2 separate regions of the Homo sapiens genome follow, and region 1 is linked to region 2. Evidence: chromatin loops called from intact Hi-C (ENCODE). Cell type or tissue: PC-3. All regions are shown on one strand. Links, peaks and the distances in the headings refer to the core of each region. The heading gives the core; the rest is flanking DNA.

What was found. Hi-C counts contacts between places; a loop is a spot of excess contacts. Peaks named below come from ENCODE experiments on the same cell type or tissue, not always from the same donor. Only the 100,000 strongest peaks of a DNase experiment are listed, where the experiment ranks them.
Region 1: a loop joins it to region 2, with 2.8 times the contacts of the local background. A loop is called at or near these places in 3 of 110 quality-filtered maps.

What each region holds. Positions count from the first base shown.
Region 1 is chrX:138,970,626-138,983,548 of GRCh38, forward strand. It overlaps a transcript of FGF13 not described here. Among named protein-coding and RNA genes, the nearest start is that of FGF13-AS1, 260 kb to the left of the region's middle. In PC-3, for the core only: no CTCF peak of the experiment used is centred there; no DNase peak of the experiment used is centred there.
Region 2 is chrX:138,919,425-138,932,347 of GRCh38, forward strand. It overlaps a transcript of FGF13 not described here. Among named protein-coding and RNA genes, the nearest start is that of FGF13-AS1, 210 kb to the left of the region's middle. RefSeq lists an enhancer at 6,090-6,234 and a cis regulatory region at 6,157-6,167. In PC-3, for the core only: no CTCF peak of the experiment used is centred there; a DNase peak (open chromatin) is centred at 6,127; H3K27ac peaks cover 1,656 bases.

The DNA of each region.
Region 1 (12,923 bases), core at 2,427-10,426, 51 kb after region 2:
CTCACAAAGCACCAGGGGGACCCACGATATTTGCTAGTGACTAACAAAAAATGCATTTAGGAGTTAATACATCACTTCCAAACTGGTCTTCGTCTGCTTGAGTTTCCAACAAGCCTTGCAGATTCTCCTAAATTCCCACTTATTCTCCATACTTTTTTCAGCAACCAAATCCTATTTTCGAATATGACAAGAAATAAAATGATTTTAGGCACTAGAGTTGAGAATTTATAGATAAATGTTACACTTCGATGCTTAATTCAAATAACCACACAACGGTAGCACTTAGTCTTTTAATCTTTCAGCAAACTCATTGGCAACTTGAGTTAAGAGTAAAATTCAAAAACCTGGTCTCCGCAGTTAACAAAGATTAAGTGGGTTCATGATGAACTGTATTTCCTAAACTTCAGAAGTTGAGTGTTTCTAAGTTATGAAAAAGAATATATGCAAATCTGGGGAGCACTGACCAAAGTGGCCCACAACACCAAGGGTTCCCTGGTGAGAAATAGGACAGGGTATTGCCAGGGGCCTGGAGTCAAAAATAGATTGAATTCCTGGCTCCTCTACCTATTAGCTGTATGGCTTTTGGCAAGTTAACTATCCTTTCTAGATCTCAGTTTCCTCTGTTAAATGGGAACAGTATCTACCTCAAAGGAATACTGTTAGAATTAAATATAATGTTACATGTAAAGCAGTTAACTCAGTATCATGTACATAGTAAGTGCTAATAATTGCTAGGGTTTTTGTTTTTCAGTTTTATTTTGTTTTTAACGGACAAATAATAATTGCACATATTTATGTAAAACTGTCTACAGATTCTCCAATTTAAAAATTTGGTTGTCTTTTTTAATTGAGTTGTAATAGTTTTTCATAAGTCCCTTGTCAGACATATGGTAAACAAATATACTTTTTTCATTGTGTGGGATTTCTTTTTACTTTTGTTTTATTTTTAAGGTATATTTTCTTTTTATTTGTCATATAATAATTGTACATGTGTATTGGGTACAGTGTGATGCTTTGATACATACATATATATTGTGTAAAAGTCAAATCAGGGTCAATAGTATGTTCATCACCTCAAACAGGTGATTTCTTTGTGGTATGAACTCAAAATCCGCTATTTTGAAGTATACAATACATTATTGTTCACTGAGCACTCTGCTGCGCAATAGAACACAAACATTTTATTACTTCTAACTGTAACTTCATACCCATCGATCAACCTCTCCCCAGTAGTGGTTACCCAAGTCTTGGTAACCACTGTTGTACTCTCTACTTCTATGAGATCAATTTTTTTAGATTCCACATGTAAGTGAGATCACATCATATTTGCCCTTCTGCGCCTGGCTTATTTCACTTAACATAATGTCCTCTAGGTTCATCCATGTCATAAATGACAGAATTTTATCTTTTTATGGCTCACTAGTATTCTATTGTGTGTGTGTGTGTGTGTGTGTATATCACATTTTTCTCTATTCATCCATTGATGGACATTTAAGTGGATTCCATATCTTGTCTATTGTGAATAGTGCTGCAATGAACATGGGAGTGCAGATATCTCTTCAACGTGCTTATTTCAATTCCTTTGGATATATACCTAGTCATGGGATTGTTGGATCATATGGTAGTTCTATTTTTTTTTTTTTGAGAAGTTTCCATACTGTTGACTTATACTAATTTACATTACGACCAATAGTTTATAAGGATTTCCCTTTCTACACATCTTCACCAGAATTTTTTTTTTTTTTTTTTGAATCAGAGTCTTGCTTTGTCGCCCAGGCTGGAGTGCAGTGGCGCGACCTCGGCTCACTACAAGCTCTGCCTCCCGGGTTCACGCCATTCTCCTGCCTCAGCCTTCCGAGTAGCTGGGACTACAGGCGCCGGCCACCATGCCCGGCTAATTTTTTCGTATTTTTAGTACACACGGGGTTTCACCATGTTAGCCAGGATGGTCTCGATCTCCTGACCTCGCAATCCACCTGCCTCAGCCTCCCAAAGTGCTGGGATTACAGGTGTGAGCCACCGTGCCGGGCCCTCACCATCATTTTTTATTTTTTGTCTTTTTCATAATAGCCATTTTAATGGGCGTGAGATGATATTTCATTGTAGTTTTGATTTGCATTTACGTGATGATTAGCGATATCGAGCATTTTTTTAAATGCCTGCTAGCCACTTGTATGTCTTCTTTTGAGAAAGTCTATTTAGATCTTTTGTCCACTTTTTAAATCAAGTTTTATTTTTGCTATTGAGTTGAGTTTCTTATAGATCCTGAATAATTTACTTCATTATTTTTTTTTTCTAGGTAGAAGCCTTGTCAGTTTTGTTTAGTTTTTCAAAAAGCTCTTAATTTTGTTGAGCTTTATAATTTATTTAGGACCTTTTTGTTAGTTTTGCTTTGATATTTAGTATTTCTTTTCTTCTACTCATTTTGGGTTTAGTTTGCTTTTGTTTCTCTAGCTCCTTGAGGTGTAATGTTAGGCTGTTTACTTCAAATATTTCTACTTTTTAATGCAAGCATTTATTGCTATAAAATTCTCTCTTGGAGCTGCCTTTGCTGTATTCCATAGGCTTTTGTATGTTGTGTTTCCATTTTCATTTGTCTCAAGAAATATTTAAATTTCTTCATTGACTCATTGGTTGTTCAGGAATATGTTGTTTAATTTCTATGTATTTGTACAATTTCCAGAGCTTCTCCTGTTATTGATTTCTAATTTCATTCCATTGTGGTCAGAAAATATAGTTAATATGATTTTGGTTTTTTAAAATATTTTTAAAACTTGCTTGGCAGCCTAATATATGACCTATCCTGGAGAATGTTCCCTGTGCTGTTAAGAATGTATATTCTGGTGCTGTTAAATAGAATGTTCTGTAAATGTCTGTTAGGTCCATTTAATCTGGAATGTGGTTTAACTCTAATGTTTGTTTGTTGATTTTCTGTCTAGATGATCTATCCATCGCTGAAAGTGAGGTGTTTAAGTCCCTTACTATTATATTGCAGTCTATCTTCCCTTTTAGGTCTATTAATTTTTGCTTGATACAGTTTGATGCTCTGATGTTGGGTGCATGTATATTTGCAATTATTGTATCTTCTTTCTGTATTCCCCTTTATCATTATATAATTGCCTTCCTGGTCTCTTTTCACAGTTTTTGACTTAAAGTTTATCTTGTATCATATGAGTTTAGCTACTCATGTTCTATTTTGTTTTCTATTTGCAAAAAATATCTTTTCTCCTTCCTTTACTTTCAGTCTACGCATGTTCTTACAGGCGAACTTGAGTCTCTTGTAGGCAGTATATAGTTGGGAGGCAATTAGGATTAGATAAGGTCATCAGGGTGGAGCCCCCATGATATGACTGGTAGCTTTATAAGAAGAAGAGAGATCTGAGTTGAAGCACTCTTGACCTCTCAACATGTAATGTCCTCTGCCATGTTGTGATACACCAAAAAGGCCCTTACCAAATGACATAACCATGCCCTTGGACTTCCCAGCACAGAAAACTCTAATAAATATATTGCTATTGTTTATAAATTACCCAGTCTGCAGCATTCTGTTATAGCAGCAGAAAACAAAATAAGACAAGGGGTCAGAGGCCAGGAGTCAGGTGAATGCAGAATTGGATAATAAGGAACAGAGCAAATTTGGGGAAAATAAAGGAAACTAAGGAAACTATAATGTTAACAGAACTGGGTTACCTGTGACTCTTCACTATTGGGTGCTTGGTACATGAGGAGTTGATTAAAAGGATATAAGCAGGAAATATAGTGGAGCTCTCTGGCTGGTGTGATTTTATTCATTTTATAATACAGCCTACAAGGATCCCCTGACCCTGGAAACAAGGGCTCAGGCAAGACTGCCACCCTGCAGAAGACTCATCTCTACAGTTCAGCCAAGTAGCTACTATGTGACCTGATTGTTACCTTTCAACAGCCTTTTCACTGAATCATTATCTCCTCTTTCTGGTTCTAAGTCTTCTATTCTTGAATATTTAAAGAAAGTTAGGAGAATTCAACTCCATAGGAAAAGAAAGGAAAGAGAAAAAGTCTAACAGCATATCAAATGGGCACAATACGTGTTTTGTAATCTAACAACTAGGATTTCAGTTACATATATTACATCCGTAGATACTTACATTCATCACAGCTCAGTAAAGGAGACTGTGAGAATTAGCATATTCTATGGATTGGCATCAGCATGGTGCTAAGCAATGGAGAAGACACAGAGATGAATCATATGCGGTACCTGTTTTCATGAAACTCATATCTAGTGCAATCAAGTGCTGTAATTACAGGCACCCTAATTTTTAAACCCTAAATCAGAACACATAGTGAGACTGAGGATTTCAATTTCTTTTGTGGTGCCAGAGGCAGTCTGGAGAGTAAAGTTTGGAGGCTGAAATACTGAAGTTTCTGGGACACTTTGATGGTTGTGCTCAGGGACTGACTGACAAACTTCATCCTTCTGTGCCATTCAAGCAAATTGCTTCAAGCAGCCTTGGCTGATTTTTCAATGGAAAAACAATAATGAAAGCAATAATACTCCCCATGTGCATGGCACTTCACTGTATATAGAAAGCTTTCACATGCATTATCTCCTTTGAGTTTCACAGCAAGCCTGTGACATGTGCAGGAAAGGCATTATTATCTCCATTTTCCAGTTGATGGCACAGGCTCAGAAAGTGAGGTTGACTATCTTGTCCAAGATCATGTACATAGAAAATGGCAGAACTGGAATCCAAACTCAGGATTTCTGATTCCCAGCTCTTCTACTACACCAGAGTGTTAGAGAACCAGAGAACTGTAAAGAAGAAAGGCCTTAATCCAGTCTATCATTGATGGACATTTGGAACATGTATACATATGTAACAAACCTGCACGTTGTGCACATGTACCCTAGAACTTAAAGTATAATAAAAAAAAAAAAGAAGAAGAAAGGCCTTCAGTATTACTGGGGGCTCTAAGAAGGTTCCTTGGAGTAGATAGGATTTGAACTTCAATTAGAAGAATGGGTAGTTCTTTTGTCACAGATCCAGAGGAAAGAAAGGGCCTTGGAGGAAGAATGGTGTGAGCAAAAGATGGCAAAAAAGTGTGGGGAATGACATCAGGACTGAGAGCAGTTCACTGGGGCTGCAGGGGAACAAAATAAAAGCAATGTTGAGAATGAGGGTAAGAGCAAATTGTGAAGGACTTTGATGAATATGGAAGGTTTGAGATTATCAGAGTTCAAGGTCACTATGTTGTGTTTTAGGAAGCCTAAGCTGGCAGCAATGTGAATATACTGGGAAGGTGGCAGTTTGGCCTATATAGGAAATGGAGCTTGAGGGAGTTGCCTAAGACCAAGCGTATTAGATTTTGAGCCACTGTTCATTGGACACTTCTCACTTTCTCTTAATAGAAAAACAAATTAAAAATCTGAATTGCATTAGTGTCCATTCATTGACAACTGCTGTTTTCAGTCTGGTCTTCTGACACTGCATTACTTTTGTTATGCGCTGGACTCGGGAATGCTCCTGGCCCCTTGTGACCACCGGAAACAAGGCTCACATTCCTCTGACCTTTCAAATAAATCATTGTTAATAAATACGTTTACGCTGGAAACATGTGAGAGCTTTCAACAGCTCTATTTTAAAGAATATTTTTTAAAAATTGTGAATTGCAAAGACATACAACAAACCTACGTGTCCATCAACCAATGAGTGGATAAAGAAAATGTAGTATATATACACCATGGAATACTACTCAGCCATAAAAAAGGAACAGAATAATGTCTTTGGCAGCAACTTGGATGGAGCTGGAGGCCATTATTCTAAGTGAAGTAACTCAGGAATGGAAAACCAAATACCATATGTTCTTGCTTATAAGTTAAAACTAAGTTATGAGCATACAAAGGCATACAGAGCAATATAATGAGCTATAAAGACTCAGAAGGGGGATGGTAAAAGGGGGACAAGAGATAAAAAATGATATATTGGGTACAATGTACACTACTCAGGTGATGGGGGCACTAAAGTTTCAGACTTCACCACTATAAAATTCACCCATGTAACCAAAAACCATTTGTACCCCAAAAGCTATTGAAATAGAGAAATTTTAAAATATTTGTGCAAATTTTCTGCAAAAAAGCCCATTGAAAATGGATTAAGGTGAGCTGTTAGCATGATAGATGGAATGACATTTTACAAAAAGAAAATAGGCACAATAACACATTTGAGATTTGATTGTTGAAATTATAGTCCTTTTCTCAGTGGTCAGATGGAATAAAAGGTCAGAGTCACCATTTTCTCCACAGAAAGCTGCTGAAGTTATAATTTTAATATGGATGCATTCCATAAATAAAAAGAGGTTTTACAGTGCTCTATAAACTAGCCTCTGTTAGAATAGCAAATGTTCAAGTCATTTAAGATATTAACTATGACTCAGTGCACATTTAAGATAATCAAAATACTAACAATGAACTCTTTGAATCTGAATATTAGGAATGTAGAGAAGGGTAGTTTTGGAAGGTCCAGAAACTTTGTTCACATGATGAACACTGGCCCAAAGCAGTGCCTGGATAGCAACATGAGTGATGCTCACTTCATGTGGTCTGGCCGGTACTTCTTCACATTAAATGCAATTCGTTTTCTTGACGTATATTAAGTGTTTCTCTTTCCCTTAAAGGACTATTTAAGCTTTCAAAATATAGTGTGTTATAACATGAGGAAGGCATTGAAATGTCATCTTTATATAGCTCTGGTAAATAGTGGGAGCTTTTGCCATCAGTCTACAAAATCTTAAATGATCTTGCCTATGATCTACTACTTAATAGGTGAGTGGAATCAATACTAACTTGATGGACAGTAATTCCTCACATGAAAATAATGTGGGAAAAGGTTTCTTTTTGCCACAGCTTGCAACTTCCTCACAATCACATTCCATTCCTAAGAAATTGGCCTTTGCACCATAAGTGTCTTCATATACTTGCTCATGAATATCTGACCTTAATTGGTAAGAACATACCTATACATGCACAGGTATCAAAATATATTTGGCTGAGGAGCCTGGCTTTAAAGAAACATGGAGTAATGAAGGAGGATACCACAGATGAAGTGTGAGAAATGGGAGCAGAGCTAGAGAAAAAGAGATGAAGGAGTAACAAAGAGATGGACAGAGCTGGAAGAGACAGTCTTACCGTCACTGTTCTCATGAATTATTTAAGCTGGTTTACTATTCAAAGATTTAAGGTAATTGACAAAAGCAAAGCTGAAGTCTTGGATCTGTGCTGGCCAAAATGTTAGCCACTAACTATATGTCGTCATATAAATTTAACTGTACATTAATTAATATCAAATACGATGAAAAACTCCATTTTTTATTCAGATTAGCCGGATTTCAAGTGCTCAAGAGCCATATGTGACAACTGGCTATCATATCAAATAGCAGCTATCATAGCAGAAAGTGTGGATGTAGAACATTTCTATCATTGTAGAAAGCTCCAGTGGACAGCATTGTTCTAAACCATTATTTCAGACATGACTTGATGGACCGTCCATAACACTGCCAGGCCACTTCCTTCTGCAGGTCTGTTCTCTCTGCCTCATAACTTGCCTCTGTGTAAATTTAATCTACTTTCCAACCTGTTTAATCTCTATGGGCTAGCTGCCCTGGTTTTTTTTTTTTTTGAGATGGAGTCTCGCTCTGTCGCCCAGGCTGGAGTGCAGTGGCGCGATCTCGGCTCACTGCAAGCTCCACCTCCCGGGTTCACGCCATTCTCCTGCCTCAGCCTCCCGAGTAGCTGGGATCACAGGCGCCCTCCACCACGCCTGGCTAATTTTTTGTATTTTTAGTAGAGACGGGGTTTCACCGTGTTAGCCAAGATGGTCTCGATCTCCTGACCTCGTGATCCGCCCGCCGCGGCCTCCCAAAGTGCTGGGATTACAGGCGCGAGCCACCGCGCCCGGCCCCTGGTGTTCTTAATGTTAGATTACTTGATGGTTTCAATCAACAATGATGATAACAATAGTTAACATTTACTGAAGACTTATTATGTTTGTACCAGGTACTTCAAAGCATTAGATTTATATAATATATTCAATCATCACAACTCATTTTACAGAGGGGGAAACTGAAGTAACAAGAGGTTAACACTGCCTCCAAAGTCATACTGCTAGCAGGTGGCAGATCAATATCTGAACTGAGGCAGTTTGACCAAATTACTGAATGTTTTACAGGATTTTGAGATAATGGAGTAAAAAACAGAGTTATGTACTTTGAGACCTTACAACTAAATCTACAAAAATAGCAAAATTAAGTAAATAGTAAACTATTCCAAAAAAAATGATAAGCATCAAGAGATTTAGGCCCCATGATGAAAAGTGCATTTTCCACTAATATGGAGCAAGCTTCTCAAATTACAGGTTTTTGAATGAAGACTTGTTAAGTAGTCACCTTACCTGCTTCAACTGCAAGTAATGTAAGAGAACATACAAACAAACAACTACCATCTTGGCATTCTCTATGTACACACACCTCCCTGTAAAGAAATGTAAAGGTCAGACCTCTTCTATGAGAAAAACCCCACTGTGACTGGATAAAGAAATTACAATCGTTTGAATATAGGACAGATTAAGGAGACACCATGAGGCAGGAAGCACATTAGTTGGGAAATGAAAATACCTATATTCCAGTACTGGCTTTGCCACTGGTTAACAAGCATTGGTACCTGGGATTAGTCCATTCTTTTTTCGAGGTATCAGTTGGCCCAACAACAAAATAAGGGAGGAGTAGATAAGATCAGAGATTTTCTTTTTTTTTTTATATTATTATTATACTTTAAGTTTTAGGGTACATGTAAACAATGTGCAGGCAAATTTGGTTATCTGACTTTCCAAAGAGTGAGTAGCCTGGTATATCTTCCTACCATTTGTATATTCCTTTTTTTTTCCATTTCAATTTCCACAATGACCTTTTTCCCATTTGACAAAAGAGAGACAGACATACTTCTCATCCTGAATTTTAGTATGGAGCATTGTACCAGAGGGCAAGATCCTCTGGGGTACCAAACAACAAAGAAGGGATTCAAGGACACAGAGACTCCTGAAAAAGAGTCCCTGGAGAGCAAAGCAGAGTGTTTGGGTAAGAAATATTGATGAGGCAGTGCCTTTATCTCATCCAAGTGACAAACCATGGCAAGGCTCTGTACCTTAGCTACCTATCTTTATGTTAGAATTCAGTAGCGAGATGCTTGTCACAGGGGAATATAATGAAATCAGACTCTTTCAAACAGAAAGCCAGTCTGAGTTGGCAGGCTGGTTTGACAATGAGGACTGGTTTCACTATTGAGGTTACATGGCAGACATTTCCCATAAACTGAATGAGTTAATTGAGTAATGCCAAGGCTGTGATAAAAATGTACTTAAAATGTATAATCAATATGCAATATGCTGAAAGTTATTTCCTTCATAACCATTTAAACTCATGATTAAAATGTATATACATATATCTCAATATAAAGATGTATGAACAGTTATGTAGTTTTTCAAAATGTTTTTTTTCCTTTTAGAGGGGATATAAGCAAAAAGAGAAATTGAGGATCACCAAAATAGATATTCTGAAAAGTCTGTCCATCTCTATCAGTCTGGGCTTCTCTAATGTTCAGAAGCACTTTTTACCCATTCCTTTTAATCCCCGAGCCAAACCTTACCTGATTTTCAGTCTTCAGAATTTGTATTACTGGATTCTGCAAATCTCCTTGAAACATGTAGCATCCTACCTTTCAAATTCTTAAGTAGAAATCAAAAAGAATATACTACTTCATCTCTCTCCTGGCTCATGAGTGATGATCAATAATAATTTCATGTTGTCTTTACCATGAGGACTTGATTAGGGAGAGAATGTTTTCTTTTAAAAACCAAATTTTGCATTAGTTGACACTTTGTTCCTGCAATTAGCTACAAAATGCAATACAATTGCTAACACTCTTCCCATGAAACAGCTGCTTGATAAATTCTAATAATCTTCAGAGAATACAGAGAATAGTAATGATCGTCATCACTATGGATGCTTCCAGAAGTGTGGTTTTTTTTTTTTTTTTTTTTTTGCATTAATGGCAAGGAAAGCATAGAAGAAATTTGTGTTTAGGAGAAATACAGGTTGTTTTCTGGATGATAAGAATGAATAGGGTTTGCTTGTAGATGCCCATTCATTTTGGTGACTTCTTAATGTATGTATTCAGTTTACAGACAAAAAAATGAAAGTGAACAAAAAAGTCAAATAGAACAGAGAAGATAAATAGGAGGAAGGTTTCCATTCACATATTAGGAAACATACATTGAAATCCTAATATGTACAAGGCCTTGGGTTAAGCACTAGGAGTAGAAAAATACAAATAAGATGCAGTCCCTGCCCTCTACAAGCTCATGGTTCAATATGGGATGAAATCAGAAACAAAACTGTCAAGTTTTGTTTATTTCATTCTTATGGCAATGATGCCTTAAGAGTGGAATGCTATGAGAACACAGAAAAGGGACATCTGAGGAGATTCTAGGGCCAATAAGAAAAGCTTTTTGGACAAAGTAGTGCTTGTGATAAGACTGGAAGACTGAGCAAAAAATAGAGGAAAAGGGTACTCTAGGTAGAGAAACAACAGGTACAATGGCAACAGGATGTGAAAGAACTTGGCCCCGTTGGATAAACACAGCTGGAACAAAATTGTGTGCTTACACACACACACACACACACACACACACACACACACACATGCGAACACAAGGGAGGAGGGTTATCCTGATGAGAAATGAGGCAGTTGAGAATCAGGGCTCTATATGCCATACTAAGGAATGCAAGAATTATTCTGAAGAAATGATCCTATTTTGAGCAACCATGATATGTCAGGTATATACCAACATGCTAGGAGTGAATGGGAAGAAATGAGGATGGATAGGACATATTCTGTACATCATCATTCACCCACACAGCGTTCCAGAAAATGCTCAATCAGCCTGCTCCATCAGGCTCAGGTGATACAGTCCAACAGCCCAGCCCATTTGGACCACAGTTCACAGAGAGGTAAAAATTGGGAACCAGCCTACCTTATTAAACTCATTCTCAATACCCACCCACAAGCAAAAGACATTTAATTCTAGACTTGGTGGCCATGCCATGAAGCCCTTCTCATACTCAGTCCCCTTACCCTTTTTCTCACATCTTATTTCTCTCTCTCTCCCACATATCTCTTGGTTCATCCAATTCCTTTGCTCTTACCGCCTGCCTTAATCTGGCTCCCAGAATCAGTCACCAGTTGGTGTTCAGAATCAAGGATCACACTGGACATCTGATCAGAGCCAAGCAGTTTGACAAGGCTTGGAAGAAGAGTCAGAAAGGGTGTGTTAAATACTATTGCTGTGTGGCCACTTTAGCGAGCATGAGGATAGAAGTATAACTAACAGCGGAGGACATGATTAATGTGGTAGAATGGCCTCAGCTCAAGTGGCTTTTTATGGTTGAAGGATATAATCAAGGTTGGGAGAAGGTCGTTAAGGTCAGGAATGCAGGTGTGACCAGAGAGAGGTTGGGAACAGGTCTGGGAAATTTATCTGAGTTGTTGGGTATCATCAGGATTCAGGGATATGATTTTGTTAAGGGACGTAGTTGTGCTTGGAATATGGTGAGAGCTGAAAGATGGAATGCTACAAGGGACAGGGAGCCATTATACTGTATTTTTTTTCTCTGATTTCAAGCTCCACCATTGTCTGTGCTTTAACAATATTCTCAGCCCTTCTCCTGTGAAACGTTATTTTCCTTTTCCAGTCCCTCCACATAGTCAGGACACATCTATGTTAAAGAAAACAAAAGAGGACAAAACCCCAGCTCAGAAGGTGTGTATTTGAATGAGGAACAGATTATTACTAGTGGGGGAAAACGGCTTCTGCATTTCAGTAACGCATTTCTGCATGCAGACTCAGGGATTCATAGAGGAAGTTGCACAAGAAAGGCTGAAGAAATAATCATTTCAGCTAAATATGATAGAATCCATGCCCTCACAGACTGGTAGAAGAGAAACTTTAATACACATGATTTAGTGGCAGAGCAGTCATCAGCACAAACTGGAGTGGGAAAAGTACGCCCAAGGAATCAGAAGGCCAAGGTTCTCATCCAGGCTCTGCCACCAGATAGTTTAGAGTCTTTGGGCAAATAACATTCTTCTTTGACCCTCAATTTCTCCATCTCTAAAATGGGATTTGATTTGCCTTTCCCTGTTGATTAGTGATGGTGAACATCTTTTCATATGCCTGTTGGCCATTCGTATGTCTTTTTCTTTGGAGAAATGTCTATTTAAGCAATTTACCAATTTTTAAATGGCAATATTTGTTTTTTGCTATTCAGTTGTAGGAGTTCTCTACATATTTTGGATATTAACCTCGTATCAGATATATAGTTTGCAAATATTTTCTCTCATTCTGTACGTTGCCTTTTCACTCTATTATTTCCTTTGCTGTACAGATGCTTTTTACTTCGATGCAATCCCACTTGTTTATTTCTGCTTTTGTAGCCTGTACTTTTAGTGTAATATCTAAGAAATCATTGCCAAGATCAATGTCAAGAGGCATTTTCCCCATGTTATCTTCTGGGAGTTTTACAGTTTCATATTTTACATTTAAGACTCTTTTTGTAGTTGATTTTTGCAAGTGGTGGGAGACGGGGTCTAATTTTATTCTTTTGCATGTGGCTATCCAGTATTTCCAGCACCATTCATAGAAGAGGCTATTCTTTCCCCATTGTGTATTCTTGGCACCCTTATCAAAGATAAGTTGATCTTATATATATATATATATATGAGTTTATTTCTGGGGAAATGTAAATCAAGACCACAGTGAGAGATCATCCCATACCTGTTAGGATGGCTACTATCAAAACAAAACAAAAACTACCAGGTGTTAGTGAGAATGCTG
Region 2 (12,923 bases), core at 2,813-10,812:
TCAAAACTAAATATGAACTTATCATACGACTCAACAACTGCACTCTTGGGCATTTATCCTAGAAAAATAAATAAATTTTGTAAATTGTAAATTATTCAAACGTCTTTCAATGGGTAAACCGACACAACTGCATGCAACAACTTGGATACATCTGAAGGAAATTGTTGCTGAGTTAAAAAGGTCAATTTCAAAAGGTTACATACTATATAATTTCTTTTATCTAGTACTTGTGAAATAATAATTGTAGATATGTAGGACAACTTAGTTGCCAGGGATTAGGGAGAAGAGAGAGGAGATGAATATGGCTGTAAAGGAGTAGCACAGAACAGTCTTCTGTATAGTGGAGTATGTTAACTGTCACGGTGGTTACATGAGACAACACATATGATAAAATTACATAAAACAACACACAGAAAAACACAAAGGGGCTCATGTTTAACTGGTGAAATCTGGGAAAGCTCTAAAGATTTTACCAATGGTTTTGATATTGTACTATAATTATGTTATATGCTAATACTGGAGGAGGCTGGGGAATGTTGTATAGGACTTTTCTGTGTATTTGTTTGCAATCTTCTGTGAATTTATAGTTATTTCAAAATAAAAATTTTTTAAAAATTAAGAAGAGGGGAGAGTAGATTTGAGGCAAAGTAGGCCAAATGACATTTGTTTATCTTGTCAGCAGGCAAGTGAGAGTAGGTAATATTTCTGCACCAACACTGTATGTTTAAATTATTTTGTGATCATAGTTAAATAATAATAGTAATAGAAAAAACAGGTTTGAAGTCAAGCATAACTCATTTAAATCATATGACTGTCACTAATTAGCTATATGATCATGGGACTGTCAATCTCTCAGAGTATCTATTTCCTCTTTTATGAAGTCAGCATAAAAATCCCTGTTTTTAGAGAGTTTTTTTCGTAAGATTGATTAAAATAATGAACATAACTCACCTGGCATATACTATGAATGGAATAATGACTGGTATGAATTTATGATAATGATGATGATAAAGGTTGTTCCTTCCTATACAGCATCAGCTGAAATTAATTTGACATGGTCCCACAAGACAAGCTGAAGATTATTCAAGTTAACCTATGGAGGCTTTTTCTTAAATGAGAACAAGTCTACCTTTGGTGGTTTTCTTCACTTTAGCAACATCAAATCATATCATCCTTTAGATAATTTCATATAATACCATGAAATGCTATCACACAGAAGGTAAATGGGGATAACTGATGTGCTATCAACTCTGCCACAGAGTTGTATTACTAGTGTTCAATGTTGTAATGATAGAGAAAGGACTGGACGAGCGAGGTGAGAGTAACTGCTGGGAAATATGGTCCAAGTGCTCCTGGTCTTCTCTACTGTCTACCTTATCTCTGTAGATAAAGGTTTCAACAGTTCTTGGCAAGTCTCTATGAACTCGGCCAACTATGCACAAAAGAACTGGTATCAATTTTAATGTAGTTAATATATTATGTAAGCAGTTTAGCCTAGTTCTCTTAAGAGCATGGATTTTAGGTTTAGCTGACCACTAGCTCTGCCACTTACTTCATGTATACCCTCAGACAAATTACATGGCCTCTCTAAGCCTTTACTTTCTTATCTATAAAAATACAAATGATAAAACCTACTTCAGAGGGCCATTATCAGCATTAAATAAAATAATCTATGTAAAAGTCTCAGTCTGGTGCCAGGTACATAGTTAGCACTCAAAAATTAGCTAATATTTACCTACCAAACCACTAAGTATTACTTACATCAAAAGCAATCTCTACTGAGCATGACATTTTTTTCACAAAAGTTCCTAGAGGGAATTAAGAGGTCATAGAAAACGAATTGGGTTAGAACATTCATGCACTCATCACTACCACCATGCAGAAGTTGTGCAATGTGAACTCCAAAGTGTGTAAAGGCTTCATTTCACTGTGTGAATTCAGGTGGTAAATACTACGGATATTTTTCAGGTTATTTGCATATTTATTATTTCTTTTAATAGTATTAATTCTTACTCCAATGTAGCCCTGACCGTGTTACTGACAATGTTGATTGAATAGGTATTATAAGAAATGCTACCAAGTTCCTTAGTGTGAGTCCTACATGTACCCTTTCCTGTCACTATTACTTCCAACTTTCGTGGTATTTCTGACTTCCAGCTGTAAAGAGCCCATGAAACTATGGTTTCTCTACTTGTCCTTTTTGCCTCAGCCTAAGAAACATATCTTGTGATTTACAAGAAGACAGTCAATATTATGGGGCAGCTTGATTGCTATCCTGCACAGAGGCGTGAGAACAGACTTGACTGCATTTCAAGGACCTTTGAATCTAACCTTGTAATTCTACTTGTTGTGATGTATTTTTTTCCACAAGAGATATCTGAGTGTGTGATACACTAGTTCTGCACTGTGCTAGGCACTGCAGGGAGATCCAAAAATTATGAGGTAGAACCCATGCTTCAGAAAAGATGAAAATTAACTGAGGAGACAGAACTCGCAAACATAAAACAATCAGAAGAATAGGCTAATCATGTTCTCCTTATGGAACTCAAAAAAAAAAAAAAAAACAACAAAACAACAACAACAAAAAAAACGACCTCTCTATCATTGTTTTTCATCTTAAGTCTGTAGCTTAAGGTGTCAATAGCTGATTTTGCTACTGGCTATGCTCCAAATAAATCTCTCTAAGAAATGACTTCCCATTTCTGAAAATGTTTCCACTGCCATATTTTCTCACACAAAAAAAATGAAACTAAATTGGGGATTTCTAACTAATATCCTGAGTGTAAGCAATGTTTTTTCTCAAAATAACATGTCCATTATCCAGATACCACACTGGCTTTCAATGGCAGAATTTGAATGTCTTCATAAATTTTCCTATTCTATAGCACAAGGCTTATATCCGAAATCAAAATGGCCCCAAGGGTGCCAATCACACTCATGGGGAAAGGTATGGTGAGTTATGTCAAGGTGGCCTGCATAGGGCTCTGCACGCCTCAATCTGTGGGGAGTCTCTCTCTACATTGACCTACTGGATGAGCTTATCCATTTCCATAGCTTTAGTCATCATCTTTAGGGGGGTGATCTAAAAATGTCCATCTTCAGGACTTAATTTGCTGCTCAGCTCTAGGCCTGCCTTCCAATTGTCCACTAGACATCATCTTCCCAAACTAGAGTTCCTCAAGAATTCCCACTTCTATCAAGAACACCACAATATTTCCAGTTGACTTCATAGACATATACTTGATTCCTGTCCTTCTCTATTTCTTCACCTCTAATCTGTCACCAAGCCCTGATGGTTTTGCTTTTAAATATCTGTATTTGCCTATTCCTCATTTCCACTGTCACTTTCGTAGTTCATGGTAGAATTTCACTTAACCCATGGTACTAGAAACATTTCTTTGTAAGATGCCCCGCTTCATCTCTAGCCTGCATCCATTCATTCTCCTTACAAAAAGCAGTCTACTTTCAACACCATAAATCCACATCAAACAGTCCATATATATTTGTTGAAATGAGATGAATTAAATTGCATTACAAAATATTCCTATATGACAGACAGTTTCCTTATTTGGAACATGTGCATATTAATGATTTAGGGATGCTATGAATGCTAGAGAATAAACACGATTTCAAGGTATTTTGCAAGCATAATGTCCCAGGACTTTGAAATAAAAATACATTTCTATCTACTATATTCACATTCTATGAAACCATCAGAATTTTTGCAGTATGATGTGCTTCATAATACCAGCTTATTAACATTGTGTGTTCATATCTATGGTGCTGCCTTTTGGAAACTGAGCAAAATTCTCAGAGTAAGGTACTCACAGTGAGATGGGTCATACTACTGGCCCATCTAGGGCAATAAGGAGGCAATCACTAAATTAAGCTCTGATGAATGTGAGAGGTTAACTTATTTCTCCAACCTAATCCATTTATTTTCAGCTCCACTAACTTACTAAAGGATCAAACGGAATATATTTAACTATATGATCAAAATATAAGGATGATTCACTGACTTTTCTAGGTTGGTAGTACAGCAATTGATTTGCTGGTACAACCCTGCAGACACCATCTTGTACAGCTACACTGCGTGAAACAGTGCCAGGCAAGCCACCCTGCATTTTCACTGAATGAATGCAGGCCTTCTTTGCTGCCCTTGTTGCCGCCCATTTGACTCCTGTCCCAAGTCAGACAATCTTGAATTCATGCATTCTCCTGAAAAGTGCACATGGCCCTTGGCTTCTTCTCCATTCCTATATGTCTCCTCCTCTTTCACAAAGATCCAGCCACATGAACCTTCTGTGGAGTTCTTAAACCAACAATCAGCTTCTTCTTTCCTGTCTCTGGGCCTCTGTGCTTGCTGTTTCCTCTACTTAGAATGCTTTTCCTCTAGATAAGCATATGTATGGCTGCTTCTCATCATCCATGTGTTAGCTCAAATGCTTATTCCTTTATTTAAAGGAGCAACCCTTACCACCACATCAGGTGCTCTTCAGCCCATTACCAAGGAAATCTCTCTCTAGTGGCATCATTATTGGTGCATTCCTGAATTGAGTAAGGCAGGAAAGGATAACCATGTTGAAACTTTGATACTAGAATGAATAACTTGTTGCAAATGGAAAGTTCCTTTTGATTTTCATGAAGCTTTATGAGGTACTGAGGAGAGGATGTATTAGTCAGTTTGCTTTTTATTGCAAATGGCAGAAACCCCACTCAAATTAGCTTTAGCAATGATGGGAATTTATTGGCTCACATATGGGATGTCCAAGGGGGTATGTTCACTTCAGGCATGCCAGGATCTTATGGTTTGAACAATATCAGCAGCACTCTGCCTTTTTTCTCCATCTCTCAGCTTTGCTTTTCTCTGTGTTGGCTCTATTGTCAGACAGGTTTTTCCCACAGTTGGAAAAGATGGCCACTAGAAGCACCAGGCTCTGGTCTGGAGACATAACCATGAATAGGAAAGATACAGTTCCTGCTCTCTTAGAGGTATGACTTGAGGAATGATGAGCTGTCTGGACATCTACCTCTTGTGACATGATACAGGAGTAAAATGGACAATAATGAAGGCAGCAAGGACATATAGATATGCAAATAATGAAATAAATAAGGTAATTTTAGATGGTGACAACCACTATTTAATATGCCTTTAGGACGTCTTGGTCACAGCTTCCCATATACTTCAATTCTAGCCAGTCTTTATAGAGCACCTATACTGTGCTTCCCTGTGTCAAGGGGTTGGGGTGCAGAATTGAGTAACTGAGTCCATAACCCTGAATGACATACAGTAGTATGCTATGCTCACTCAACTGCCACACAGTAAGCAGAATAGGAAGGAAACCGTAAGGGACATCCTAACCAAGGGACCACCCTAGTAGGTGAACTCCCAGGTGTTTGAGGTAGGGGGAAAGTTAAAAAAAAAAAAAAAAACCTGGTAAAATATTCTATGTATGAAGTGGTGAAGGGCAGAATTAAAGTCCTGGTAGTGGTAATTGAGAAGTGATCAGCCATCAATATATCAATATGCCTGGGTGAATGATGGTTTCCTGAGAGCTACAATGAATTCAAGTAGCAGCAGGTCTCAATGAAAACAGCAGGGCAGAGAGTGATAAGCTTGCTTTGAGACATGTTAGTTTGAAGAATATGTGGAAAGCAGTGATCAATATCATTTCTGTTCCCATTTGTTGAGGGACTTTATGTGCCAAGAAGTATGCTTCATATACATTGCTCCACTTAATTACACATCTATTGTCTCTCGGCAAAGCAGATGTTGGTAGCCCCACTTTTTACTTTTGGGACACTTGAAACTCTGAAAAGTTATGATACTCATGCAAGGTCACACAGCAAGTTACGCCACAGCCAACATTTGACCCCCTACCACTGTCTGACACTTTCTGCCTTACCACCCTGTGTTATCACAATGATACCTTCAAAATCGGCAACCAAAAAGATCTTACTGGCTTACCTTCCCATTAAAATCATTTCCAGTTGAAGAAAGAAGGGGATGACTCAACCCCAACAGGAAGGTTGATTTATTTTGGAAGACTTTTCACAAGACTCTTTACGGAGCTCTCTGACAGTGCTAATTTTAACCAAGTCATTGTGAAGCAACCTTGGATTCCTCTATGCAAGGCAAAGTACAAACACAAGCGTATGACTCAGCACAAAGCAGCTGTGGCTCTCCCTCCACTCCATTACCCACACCCCAAAAGGGATGAGTAACAGGTTCACTAATAAATTCAAAACTTTTTCAGAAAGCCCATCCACATCCCCCACTGCTCCAAGTTTTTAATACTGAGGCTTCAGCATCACTTCCCCAAAAGTCTACCCTGGTGAATATTCTTCCCATAATTCCCTCTTGCTCTGGTGTTGAAGGCAGAATGAGCTTCGTTGTGGGACATGTCCTACAATTGGTAAATGTTAGTATGCATCTGCTTTCTGACACCACTGATCAAAGGGAAAAGAGGGCATGGAAGAGCTCAGATGTAGTAAGAACAGCAACAGCAATGGTCATGGAAATCTGGTCTCGATTTTTGGATGAGGGCCTTTGCATAAAGAGCTCTGAGATGCTTCCCTACCTTACTGTTATTGTGAGAGAGCTGCCCAGGACCCTCTAAACTCAAAGTCTCCCCATGATTTTCTCCTATCTCTCTTGTTGATCTCACTCTCCACTGCCAAGAAATGGAGGTGAGTGGTTCCTCAGACTTTGATCTGGAGTCCACAGCCAACAGCTCAGCAGGTGAGGGGAGTTCTCCCTTGCTCTTCTGAAAAATCTGAAGATCCTCTTTAATGTTGCCTGCCAAGCACATGATGAGTTATTCATTCCACAAAAATATAATAATGCACTACTGTGTTTAAGACACTCCTTTAGGGTTCAGTGACACAGCATGACCCAAACAAAGATTCTTGCTTTCATGAAGTGGGAGAAAACAGACAGTATGCAATCAGCATAACATATAAGTAAATTATGTAGCATAATTAAAAGTATGGTATAATTTGATGAAAAAAGAAAAATGTGAGCAGAATAAGGAGAACAAGGAGTGCCAGAGTGGGAGGTAGGTTGTGGTATTAAATAGGATGATCAATGTGGGCCTCATTGACATTGTGAGCGATAAGCAAAGACTTGAATGAGATGAAGGATTTGGTCCAATAGACATCTAAGAAAAGCCCATTCCATGTTGAACAAACAACCAGTGCAAAGGCTCTAATGTAGGAGCATGCCTAGTATATTTTTAAAACAAGGGGCTGGGCACGGTGGCTCACACCTGTAATCCCAGCACTTTGGGAGGCCGAGGTGGGCACATCCCTTGAGATCAGGAGTTCAAGACCAACCTGGCCAACGTGGCAAAACCCCACTTCTACTGAAAATACAAAAATTAGTAGGGTGTGGTGTGGCGGGCTCCTGTAATCCCAGCTACTTGGGAGGCTGAGGCAGAAAGAATTGCTTGAATCCGGGAGGCAGAGGTTGTAGTGAGCTGAGATCACGCCACTGCACTCCAGCCTGGGCGACAAAGCAAGACTCAGTCTCAAGAAAGAAAAACAAAAACAAAAATACAACAACTAAGCCTATATGGCCAGAGCAGAGTAAGTGAGTCTTATTCAGTCACCTCTTAGAAAGCCAAGATGATTTATTTAGGGCCAGAGTACAAACCTTGCACCAACCGACCTAACGCATTTGAACAAACCACCCAAATGAAAGCTCTAGTACTATCTTCATAGCTCCATCGTCACTACAGAAACAGGCCAAATTCAAAAACAATGTGTTAAATGGATGAATGAAAGAATGAATAAATGAATGTAGAACTGTAACTTTTATTGTTACAACCTAATCTCCCTGCACAGTTCACACTTAGTCGGAGGCCCATCCAACTGTGCTCCATAGACCCATCCATAGACCCATCCAACTGGGCTCTAGGGTTCAACCCACTGGTTTTTACATTGAAACAATCCATGATCTACTCTGCAGTCACCTATGCTGTGCTCCATGAAATAGACCACACTTCATTTTTAACAAGTTTCTCTCCTTGGCCCCATTTGCTTATTTGAAGTTTCAATGCATTTAACAGTATCATTGTTCACTGGCCCTTCGCTTCTCAATCCCACCTCTCTACTGCATCCTCCTACACAAGCTTAAACTAATTTCTTCTTGAATTCCCCACAGACTTAGAACAAAAAAACATGTCTTCGTAATAGATCTTACCACCTTCTCCTTTGACTATGATTTATTTAACAAACTTGCATAGTGTGCCTGATATGTGCTGAACACCATTAAAGGAGAAAATGCCATGGTCTTTACCATGGAGAAGCGTTCCACCTACCAAGCTGATATAAACTACAAGCCATGCTATTACTTAGTACCAGCAAGGATGAGGTAGTCAGCCGCTACCATAGACTGGGGGTCTATATAAATTGGAACTATATAACAAGACCTTAAAATTTCACATCATTTTCCCTAATAATTTCAAGCCTTGAAAGCTGGACTAAAGAAATAAAGATGTGATCAAATATTTACATATAAAGCTATTTATCGGAATAATTATTTAGGACAATTAAATTCCCCTAAATTAGTAAATATTAAAATATATTACAGTAAAACTATATAGCTACCAGGAATATTTAATGACATGGAGAAATGTTCACTAAGACAAAATGGATACAAAACTGTATGTATAGTATTGTAATCATTTTATTTTGTATAACATACATGCATAAAACATTGAAAAAGAATACAATAAAATACCAATTTGATCTTCTTTGGATGTTTAGGGTTACATGTACTTTGTAATATGCCAAATTTGTGTGCTTTCCTGAATCCTCCAGACTGAGCAAATATTTTAATTTATATATTAAATTTTAATAAATACATAATTTATAAATTTTAAAATTAAATAATTTAAATATTTTAAAGTAAGCAATAGGCATTACACAAAAATATATATCTTATTTTTGGAAATTTTCTCCAAGAAAAAGGGCATGTATATTCTATATGTGTATTGCATTATATCTAGAGAGGTGAGAGTTAGAGATTTTTGAATCTTTTCCATTTCGGCCTTTGAGGGACACACTCCTCTTGCAGGAAGATGTTATCGCGGTGCTCTCAGAAAGAAAAAGACCCCACCCAGGGGTGCCCTCACATCCCAGGAATCTCCCAATCCCCAGAGGGCAGCATAATCCCTACAGCAAAAGAGTAATAAACAAAGTTCCTCTCAGAAAGGAATCTGCAGGAGCCTCAAACCAAATAACTATAGGCTGGGAAACAATCTTAGAAAATGCTCACTCCAGTCCCACACCTCCTCACTGATGACAAGAATTTTGTCTACAGTTTCTCTGCAACTTAGCCAGTCAGAATGTGCCTCAATATCAATGAGACATGAAGACTTCCCTTTTCCACACTTAAAATGACGTCCTAAAATATAGACCCACCATATCTTTCCAGTTTTCATTCTCACCATGCCCCTCCATGGAAAGCCTGGTTTTCAGTGATACAAGTCTCACTACTGTTTACCAAACACATGTGTTCAGGTCAGATATTAAGCCCCTGCTTGGGATTTGCTCTTTCTCTCAACAATGACTGACTGTACTTGAAATGACAATCATTTATTTCTCTTGTTCTCTTCTCAAAGTCATACAACTTGCCCAAATAGGCATCACTGATTGGATAAGAATGGACAACTGACCAAAGCTGGGTGACTTTGGCATCAGGACACAGGAATTCAAGTCAATCTCTGTTGGATCCTCAAACTAGGAAGTAGTTTTAAAGTGGAAGCTGATGTGACTACAAGTGTGTGAAAGCAGAAGAGGAAAACTCTGTGTGTGTGTGTGTGTGTGTGTGTGTGTGTCTCTCTGTGTGTGTGTGTTTAGTGTGGAGAAGAGATAAGCTTGAAGTGGTCTTTGAAGCAGCAACAAAAGTTTATATGACCCAAGATGATGAAACAAGTAATCTTGGGTTCTCAAACTTTCAGTTGTTGAATCCTACCACAAGATCTAGGGGCAGGCTGTAATCATGGACTCTTCCAATATAATCTCCTTTTTTTATTTGAGCAGTTCAAATGGGTTCTCAACTTACTTACAGAAATTTGCACATAAGTTAGCCAGTAAAAAAGAATGAAAATAATTGTGTTCATACTAAAAAGCTCCATTAAAGGCCAGATGATGCCTGGCTCATTCCTCACTCTGTCCCTAGCACTTAGCAAATAAGAGGCCCTCAACAACTATTTGCCTCACTTTGACAGCATCCTGAATCCCTGTCCCTTGTGCCTAAAATATACCCCCATTTCTACTTAGTCCAGTTCAAACTCCTCTATTTTTTCCACAGCTCCTTTGTTGGCTGCATGAGTCCACAGATAAGACATCCTTTCCCTGTATTACTCTAGAGCAACTGCAGTCCACAGCATTCACCCTGGTCCATTGTTGTGAACTGCCTTAGCTGTGTGTGTGTGTGTGTGTGTGTGTGTGTGTGTGTGTGTGTGTGTGTGCTTGATATCAAAAGATTATAAAATCTTGGAAGGAAGGGGCCACCCTTTCTCCCACTTCTCAGTATATTTCTAGTACTATCTTTGCCAGAGAAGACATTTAATAAAGATTTGCCTAAAAAGCGCAGCATGCATTCAAAATTTACTTTTTCAAAAGTCCTCAAGTCAGTCTGGCAGGAAACTGATAATTTTTAAAACCATGGACTCAAGCCAGCAGGGTATTGGTTGCCTAGCAGCAAGTGGCCTGAAAGAGTTAACAAGCCTCAAGTCTGAAAAAAATATATAACTTGTTCACATTGAGGCCAACATATTTGTTAAATTCCTAGCAAAACATGCACTGTGCTAGGGTGTCTGATTTCTTTCCACTGTGTTTATACTGTAATAAAGTAATGATTCTATTTGAAAGCTGACTGAATTCAATTAATAACTGCTGTGTTCATTTATTTAGTAAAAGCAAAGTTTAGATTGTAAGGTTTTATTTATTTTAATGTTCACATAAACAAGGCAGATAGCAAAATGCATACAGAATGGAAAATATGATCCGGTGCTTTCTGGATGGGCCAACTTTCCCCTTCAAAACAGACTCCAAATCCGGAGAAATCGCAAAAATGAAGATGTATGAACAAAAACCTAGGAGAACAGATCTGAAAGTCTTTTAATCTCTTCTATTTAAAGTCAAAAATAGTCATTTGTTCAGTGTCATTTCTCATCATGAATCTAAGACCCTATGCTGTAAAACTCTACCCGTTTTCACTTGCTGTATCACCGTCCCCATGCAGTTATATGGCGGCTTAGTAGAGATGGTAACAAATAAGCCCAGCTGCTTCTGTACTGCAGCTGTTTACCAAAAGTGCATCACAGGGGACACACACAGTTCAAACCACAACTTGACCAAATGGATTTATAATTGAAGTTGAAAAGTCAAGAGCTGTAGAGACACCCCAAACCTCCCTTGGCTGCTATGGGCTGAAGCACTTGATGTATCCCTAGCAACTTGGGTCACTGAGGTACACACGTATCCTACATTTACTAATTGATTGTCTGTAGGAAATGAAAAATGAACAGAAAGGATGGAAGAAATGAGCAGGAATACAGCTCTGAAATCAATTCTCTTCTGAAGTCTATTTCTTATGAATTATAATACATTAAAAAGGATTTTCTACCATAATCAGAATTCCAATCTTATTTGGCCCTTATGGCCAATCTTTGGGACTACTGACTCTAACTACCCAAAATGTTTAGCAATAGTGACTATGTGCTGTAGGAGATACCAGAATACCTGTGCACTGGATACAGCCCATTTGCAATAGCAGACTTGGTCCTTTACTGAAGTGAATATGACAGAAAAGGGCTGTTTTTTTTTTTTAATAACTGTCAACTTTTCCCTAGGCAGCAGGGCTGTGGGCCCATCTACAGCTAGGGAGTAGAGACTGACAGGGACTCTTCCAGCTACAGATGCTTCTGGGAAACCTTCAAGTGAACACTGTCTAGGATAGTATGAATCCCCTTTGCTTTAGCGCAGATGTTTTTGTGAAACTCCAACCCACCAGGGAGCTGAGAGTCTAAGCAGAATCCTTTTGTCAAGAATCAAAACGATGAACTAACACCTCCAAGCTGAAACAAGAAAATAAACTCATTAAAAATAGAACATGTCACATTATCTAGTTTGGGGGCTGAGTGTTCTTCCAATCCTAAAAACAACTCTCTGTGGCCAAATTGCTCCAGGCCTCCAACATATCCAACATAGCTATATGTGAATAGAGTCATCAGCTTCTGCTGTTCGTATACAAAAGCCTGTGTATTTCTAGTTTTATCCAAGAATATGGAGATGGCAGAATTTATCATTTGCAAAACCTCAAATGTACTGTACTCAGCTGTACCCTAAATACATATGTGTCTACTAAGAAGAGTGTAACAAAGGGTGATTTGCAGCATTCAAATATAGATTTATGTGCTCAGATAAAAACAAATAAGTATATAAATAAGAAAAAATGACCAAAACTCAGTTTGTAACAAATGGGCCCTTTAGCTAGTGTGTTTCCCATGTCCATTCCCCAACAGCTTAGGTGGCTACAGGGAATGAAAAGCCAGCAGCAAACTATCCCCCCACCCCCCATTTTAAAGGTCACTCCTCCATGGAGTTTGCAGCAGTTTGCAGCAGTTCACTCCTGCAATGCATCTTTTTTAAAAAGAGTTGAAGGCCATTTACTGTTCCTGAGATTGGATCCAATGGAGTCGTCACTCCCAGCAACGTCCTTAAAAGCTTAAATATCGCCACGAAGATAAAAGGTGCAGAGTATAAAGCTGGAAGAGCTTAGTACCATTTGCAGCAAAAGAGCCCATTAATCCCATCCTTTTGTACCAGATCACAGTTTACTGAGCCATTAAAACGAAACCCCAGCCGAGTGCAATGGCTCACGCCTGTAATCCCAACACTTTGGGAGGCCG